2 separate regions of the Homo sapiens genome follow, and region 1 is linked to region 2. A link is a contact called in ENCODE Hi-C data. All regions are on one chromosome and are shown on one strand. Each heading gives the region's core, a stretch centred on a gene start or an enhancer-like site at or near the end of the contact. The rest is flanking DNA. Distances are from core to core; before and after follow the strand shown.

Region 1 (3,132 bases), core at 575-3,074, 4.5 Mb after region 2:
GTCATAAATGTCCCTGCCAATAATACTAGATATGTAATCAAAGAATATCTACAACTCCAGTTACTGCTCTGTTTTTCCACATGTGATTTGGACCCTTTAGTCACAAATATAAGATGAAGTCTATTTACAGACACCTTTCCTTTGGCAGACACTAATTAAGAATGAGAAAGATAATGAGAAAATTTTGATAAATGAAGAATGAAGGAGAAACAAATGGTTCTCTCCAGGGTATTCCCAGAGCTCTGGCCTTGAAAGATGGGGCAAAGCAGGAATGTCAGGAATTGCAGGCATGAGAATGGAGGTGGCTGGAGATATTCCATAACCAGACCAGACAGACACTGCAGAGCACCGTGTGACATAGACTGGGGAGAAACCAGAAGGTCGGGGGAAGGGAAAAGCAAAGTCCAGAGGCCTGGACAGAGTCCAGACCAACATCCTTCCTGCTGCAGAGCTTTAGGTGGTGGACCCACAGTGGGATGTCTCATGGATGCCTTTCACAACACGGATTTGGCACTCACTCTTTGTCAAGAAAGGGGCCAGGCACCAGGGGTATATGCCAGATTTCCCACTGATGGTTGAGCTCCAGGCCCTATAAGCCTACAAAGGCTGGCTCAAGGAGGCCAGCTGTGAACACTCATGGCCCTGCAGTCTACCCTATGCCAACTCTAATGCTGGCAGGTTTTCACCTCACCTGCATTATTTTCTGCCTTTGCTGTATTTTGAAAGACAAACAGAAGATTATCTAACAAATACTGAAGTAGTCATTGGGATTACAGGGATCCACATGGTCAAAGGAGGTGAGGGGCGAACAATGAAGCTGTGTGTCCCAGGAGCTGTCAGTGTGCACATGGCTGGTCTATAGCATGAGAAAGGTAGGAGGAGGGCAGTGGATGTCAGTTTATGAAGGATAAAGGTTGTCAAAGTATTCCAATTAGGGGGCCGTCACCTACTAGCCTTCTGCTTTAAGAAGACCAGCCTGGCCAGGCGTAATGGTTCATGCCTGTAATCCCAGCACTTTGGAAGGCCAAGGCAGGTGGATCACCTGAGGTCAGGAGTTTGAGACCAGCCTGGCCAACATGGTGAAACCCTGTCTCTACTAAAAATACAAAAAATTAGCGGGTGTGATGGTGGATGCCTGTAATCCCAGCTATCTGGAAAGCTGAGGCAGGAGAATCACTTGAACCTGGGAGGCAGATGTTGCAGTGAGCCGAGATAGAGCCACTGCACTCTAGCCTGGGCAACAAGAGTGAAACTCCGTCTCAATTTAGAAAAAAGAGAAGACCAGGCTGACTACAACCCCAGGGACAGTCAGTGGCTTACACAGATCTTCTGGAACCTGATGTTATACAATTTGAGGAGCCCTTCTTAAGCAAAAAAATTCAAAACCAAGAATATATAATTAGGTATAAAACTGAACAGTTATTTAGAATGAGAAGATAAACCTCAAAAAAAATAGAACTTTAGAATGATGATAAATACCACAACCATAGGTTAAAACATGAGAATTCCAATAAATCTCTTTTGCAGAATTCTCATCAAGGAGGAAAGGAAAATGTATGAGGCCTGTATAATTGTATACACAGCATGGCGTGCTATATTCCTGAAAGGAGACAACTTCTGTTTTGACTAGCTGTCATTGAAAACAAAGTCCTCTGCTTACGATTTTACATATCTGACTTTGGAAGAATTTTCCAGAGACCAGCTTCCTGCTTTGTATATTTCAAACTTTGCTTCTCCTTGATTCTGCATAAACGTCTGGTGTCAGATGCTGCAGGACAAATTCATATCACCAGATGACGTTTGACCCTCCACTTCCTGTCACGAGGCTGGGTGCGTCAGTGCAGGGGGCCGTAGGAGTATTCCTAGAAGCCGTTCCTACACCAGGATGACTAGTAATAACTTAACTGCATTCAGAAACAACTACCAACCACAAAAATATCCCCTACTGAACCCAAACTAAATATATTCGCAACTCAACTTCCTTTTAGCTGGGGCCCCAAAGTGCTGGTGACGACGCTGACACCCTAACAGTAGGTGCACAGAGGGGAAGTCGAAACAGAAAGGGGAAGCAGTCTTAACCAATTATGGCTAAATATAGCTCACTTTTAATACATTTTACAAAAATATATGACCATGTGAACACATTGCAAGGTCTTCCCCCAGCTCTTGTAAGGGACCGTGCAAGTGAGGCCCTGAGCTGAAGTTTATTAGTTTATTAGCTAACAGGTAGATCTTTCTCTGAGGACTCACAGATCTATCTGGTGGTCTGACTGCAGCTGAGGACCCCAATCTGGAGTAATAGTAAATAGCTGTAGAAGCCAAGGATCAGAGGCGAGGCAATGCCATTGTAGTGGAAGGGATACATTCGAATGGTAATTAGCAGGTGGAACCAAGATGATTACAGTTTGGAAGAGGACAGAGTTAAAAATGTGGCACCATCTAGTCTGGCACTTGCCCCTCTTAATTTATCCAAAACATTGAACAACACTTAATAACTTGTGCCAGGCATAGTGCTTGCTGCCAAGCAGAGGGGAGGGTGTGTGACCTGGGCTGTGAACTCATACTGGCCGGCTCGCTGTAGCGTCCCCTGCCAGCCTCAGCTCCAGAGGATGTCTGTTTCTCCTCTACTCAGTCAGCAAGGGATCTTTCTCTTTGTTCTTACGAATGAGGCCACCCATTAAGATGTGTCTAGATACTTTGGCTCCCAGGTCACACCCAACTATTGCCTCTTTTTGATCCAATATATACTTTTTCCGTAAACTGGTCAAAACCCATACTTACACAGAGATGGAAAGAGGAGTATAATTTCAAATTGCAAGGGGAAGCTGGATATAACTCAGTTTTTAAATCTCGAATGTATATATTTTTGGCCTGATTTCCCACTCTGAACCCCCAAATCAGTAAAATCACAAGGTGAATGCAAACAGGAAAGAGAAAGGAGAAAACATGTCTGCCAGCCCATAGATATGACCCTGGGGCCCTGGGGGAAAAGAGAAAGCAGGCACTTTCCCATCATTACGGCTGCACCACCGCAGTAATGATGCCCTGAGAACATGAAAGCCAGCAGTAGGGGAAACCCCACCAAACATTTGAGATCCGCAGTCTAGGGATTACTCCCCGCCAGGCACTCGA
Region 2 (3,230 bases), core at 185-2,684:
CTTCACTGTTCAGAATTGAAACCTATTGTACACACACAGTAACGGAGATCAATGTGATGAACCAAAGGATACAAATGTATGTAAGCCACTGGCTGACCTCCAAGAGCTTATAATCTATTTCAAGAGAAGTGAGCATGAAAAAAGAAAAATGTAAATTACGTTACGTGTGAAATATATTAACTGCAAATAAAAGCTACAGGCAAAGAAAATGATATAAGAAATTAGAAAACTGGAGAAAAGACTGCATTATAATGCGATCAGAAAAGGTTTGAGTACAAAGGAGGCTCTCTGCAGTGCTTAGCAAAGCCAGGATTTAAAGCAGTAGAGAGCTGGGAGAAGGCAGGGGGCATTCAAGGTGGCATACTTTTAGAAGGAAACGGCAAGAGATGAAAAAAGACCATGAATGTGCGGGAACAAGCGTCTAAAGGAGCAGCTTCTATAAAACAGAGGGGTACCTGGGAATCACATACAGTGCCTGCAGACACTACCTTGGCCCAGGGACAATGCTTATGAAAAATATGGAAGGATGCAAAGCCACCCTAAAGAATCTGACTGAAGTCTCAGGAATACCAGAAAGCTCAAGAATCATCCATGTCTATTTTTTTAAACTGATAAACTTTTTTCAAACAAAATCTTTCCCCAAATCATACGCAAATGAAAATGGGACAATACAAAGGTGCTGCAGCAGGAGTGAGCGAGGGGTGCCCGGAAGCCCTCGGCAGCCACCCCTCTGCCCCAAGCCATTTGAGAAGCAGAACTAAGGTTGAAAACTATGTATCTCTTCCCATTGCCCTTTTTGGGCCTGAATATGCTCAGAACATCTTCTCCAAGCATTTGTCTGATGCACACTTGGTAGAGATGATGGATCCCCTCGCCTGATGAGATGGCCCGTGCTGGCTTTTCTTGGGTGAAGGTGAAATGTGTCTCCTAGCACAAATAGGATGGAGTTCCTACACTTGGGCCATAAAGAACGCATCTAGGCAGGGCACTGTGGTGGTTCATGGACTGTAATCCCAGCACTTTGGGAGGCTGAGGTGGGAGGATCGCTTAAGTCCAGGAGTTTGAGACCAGCCTGGGCAACATGGCAAAACCCCATCACTACTAAAAATACAAAGACTAGCTGGTCATGGTGGTGCACACCTGTAATCTCAGCTACTCGAGAGGCTGAGGCAGGAGGATATCTTGAGCCCAGAATTAGAGGTTGCAGTGAGCTTTGATTGAGCCTTTGTACTCCAGCCTGGGTGACACAGTGAGACCCTGCGTCAAGGAAAAAAAAAAAGAACATATCTAATGGTCCCCCCTCTACATGATATAACCTCAAAAAGTTGGTAATACCTGTGAGACTCCTTTCTTCAGGTTAACATATGGGCAGTTTCACTAACCATTTGTCTCGTCTGTAGACAACTGAAGTTAGAGAGGGGAACCATATATCCACCCAACAGAGAAATGAAACTAGTGGTTAGCTGGCAGGCTATGCCGGTGATGGGAACTGTTGTTATGTATGTAGGCAGAGGTGAAACTTTAACGTCATGAGCGAACATGGACTCTAAGACAAAGAGTGTCGACAGTGAACACACAGACCAGAGGGCTTAGCACTGAGGTTGGAACTGATCTAGAAAGAAGAGGAACCAGGAAGGAAACAATCCCAGATGAATCAAACAGGGAGGAAGAATCTCAGGCACTGAAGCTAGAGGAAGGAAGGGAGAGTTTCAAGAAGATGAGAATGGGCAGCTTTGCCGAGCGTAACCGAGAGGGTGAGGACAACCAAGGCAGAGGTGCCACCAAAAAGGGGAGCCCTGTAGAGAGGTAAATTGTTGTTCATGCAAATATTAAAATAAGCATGGAACAACATAGATGGCATATACTGGTAACATTTAAATAAGCCTGGAATGGAAAAACAGAATAAAATACTACCAAAAGAGAGTTACTAGGTCAAGGGGAGGATTTTCCAAGGTGAAAACAGAAGAGTTCACTGTTGAAGACAGAGAAGAAGAAAAGAATAAGAGAAGAGAACATGGCTGGGACAAAGCCCCAGGTAGGGTAGAAAGGATGGGCTAATATCATTTGACCCCGCAATCTCATTACTGGGTATATACCCAGAGGATTATAAATCATGCTGCTTTAAAGACACATGCACACGTATGTTTATTGCGGCACTATTCACAATAGCAAAGACTTGGAACCAAGCCAAATGTCCAACAATGATAGACTGGATTAAGAAAATGTGGCACATATACACCATGGAATACTATGCAGCCATAAAAAATGATGAGTTCATGTCCTTTGGATCCATTCTCAGCAAACTATCGCAGGGACAGAAAACCAAACACTGCATGTTCTCACTCATAGGTGGGAATTGAACAATGAGAACACATGGACACAGGAAGGGGAACATCACACACCGGGGCCTCTTGTGGGGTAAGGGAAGGGGGGAGGGATAGCATTAGGCGATATACCTAATGTTAAATGACGAGTTAATGGGTGCAGCACACTAACAAGGCACATGTATACATATGTAACTAACCCGCACGTTGTGCACATGTACCCTAAAACTTAAAGTATAAAAAAAAAAAAAAAAAAACACCTATGTGGAGCATTGGGGGTTGGGATAAGCTGAAAGCACTGGAAACAAATTGGGACCACCTCTTCCCTTCTCTGCTAGCAGTAGAAAAAGCAAAACAAAACAGGAAGGCAGGAGATAAAGGCATCAGGTAGTCTGTGATGCCATGCAAATATGTAGGCCGAGAAGTTCTAGGCAAAGACAGAAGTGGTAGCTTTCTGGTCTGTGTCTTCCTTGAAAAGCAAGGCCTGAGGGGGCAGGGCAGAGACAAGAAATACTGGAGGCTTGAAGAGTTTATGCAGGGAACAGAAAAGCTGCTGCTCAGAAATGGTGAGTGGCCAAGATGGAAAAAAAAAATCACAGAGTACTAGGGAGCCAGTGAATATTCCATAGCACAAATTGGCTATGTGTCCAATTAGGACACCTCTTTATTACCAGAGGATGCCTCCCACTTGTCTTTTAATTTTTTCTCCTTCCTAAACATTGAAAAAGTTAGGCAGAGAAAGAATGAGAACAGAGGGCAAATGTTCACAATGGAAGTGCAGGTGAAAAGGAAAACCAGAGTACCTAATTTTCTAATCTAGCTAATAATGGCTGCTTTTATTGAGGAATCACTCTAAGCTATGCAACATGCTACACTCTTTTCACATGATTTCTTTAATCTTCACAA

The links. A loop is a pair of places that touch in the nucleus more often than their neighbours do. Pooled maps may share reads with other maps.
Region 1: a loop to region 2 is called in a map with no recorded cell type, with 10 times the contacts of the local background. The contact joins two enhancer-like sites. A Hi-C loop is called at or near these places in 2 of 37 single-sample maps with no recorded cell type and 3 of 50 pooled maps.

Annotation. Positions count from the first base shown.
Region 1 is chr7:41,879,912-41,883,043 of GRCh38, forward strand. No RefSeq gene overlaps it. Among named protein-coding and RNA genes, the nearest start is that of INHBA, 180 kb to the left of the region's middle. RefSeq lists an enhancer at 1,528-2,077. Within about 2 kb of position 1,825, at least 12 of the 41 ENCODE cell types and tissues checked have a DNase peak (open chromatin) inside an H3K27ac peak, as active enhancers do.
Region 2 is chr7:37,334,962-37,338,191 of GRCh38, forward strand. The region is part of intron 2 of ELMO1 (engulfment and cell motility 1); the gene reads right to left. Among named protein-coding and RNA genes, the nearest start is that of ELMO1, 110 kb to the right of the region's middle. Within about 2 kb of position 1,435, at least 7 of the 41 ENCODE cell types and tissues checked have a DNase peak (open chromatin) inside an H3K27ac peak, as active enhancers do.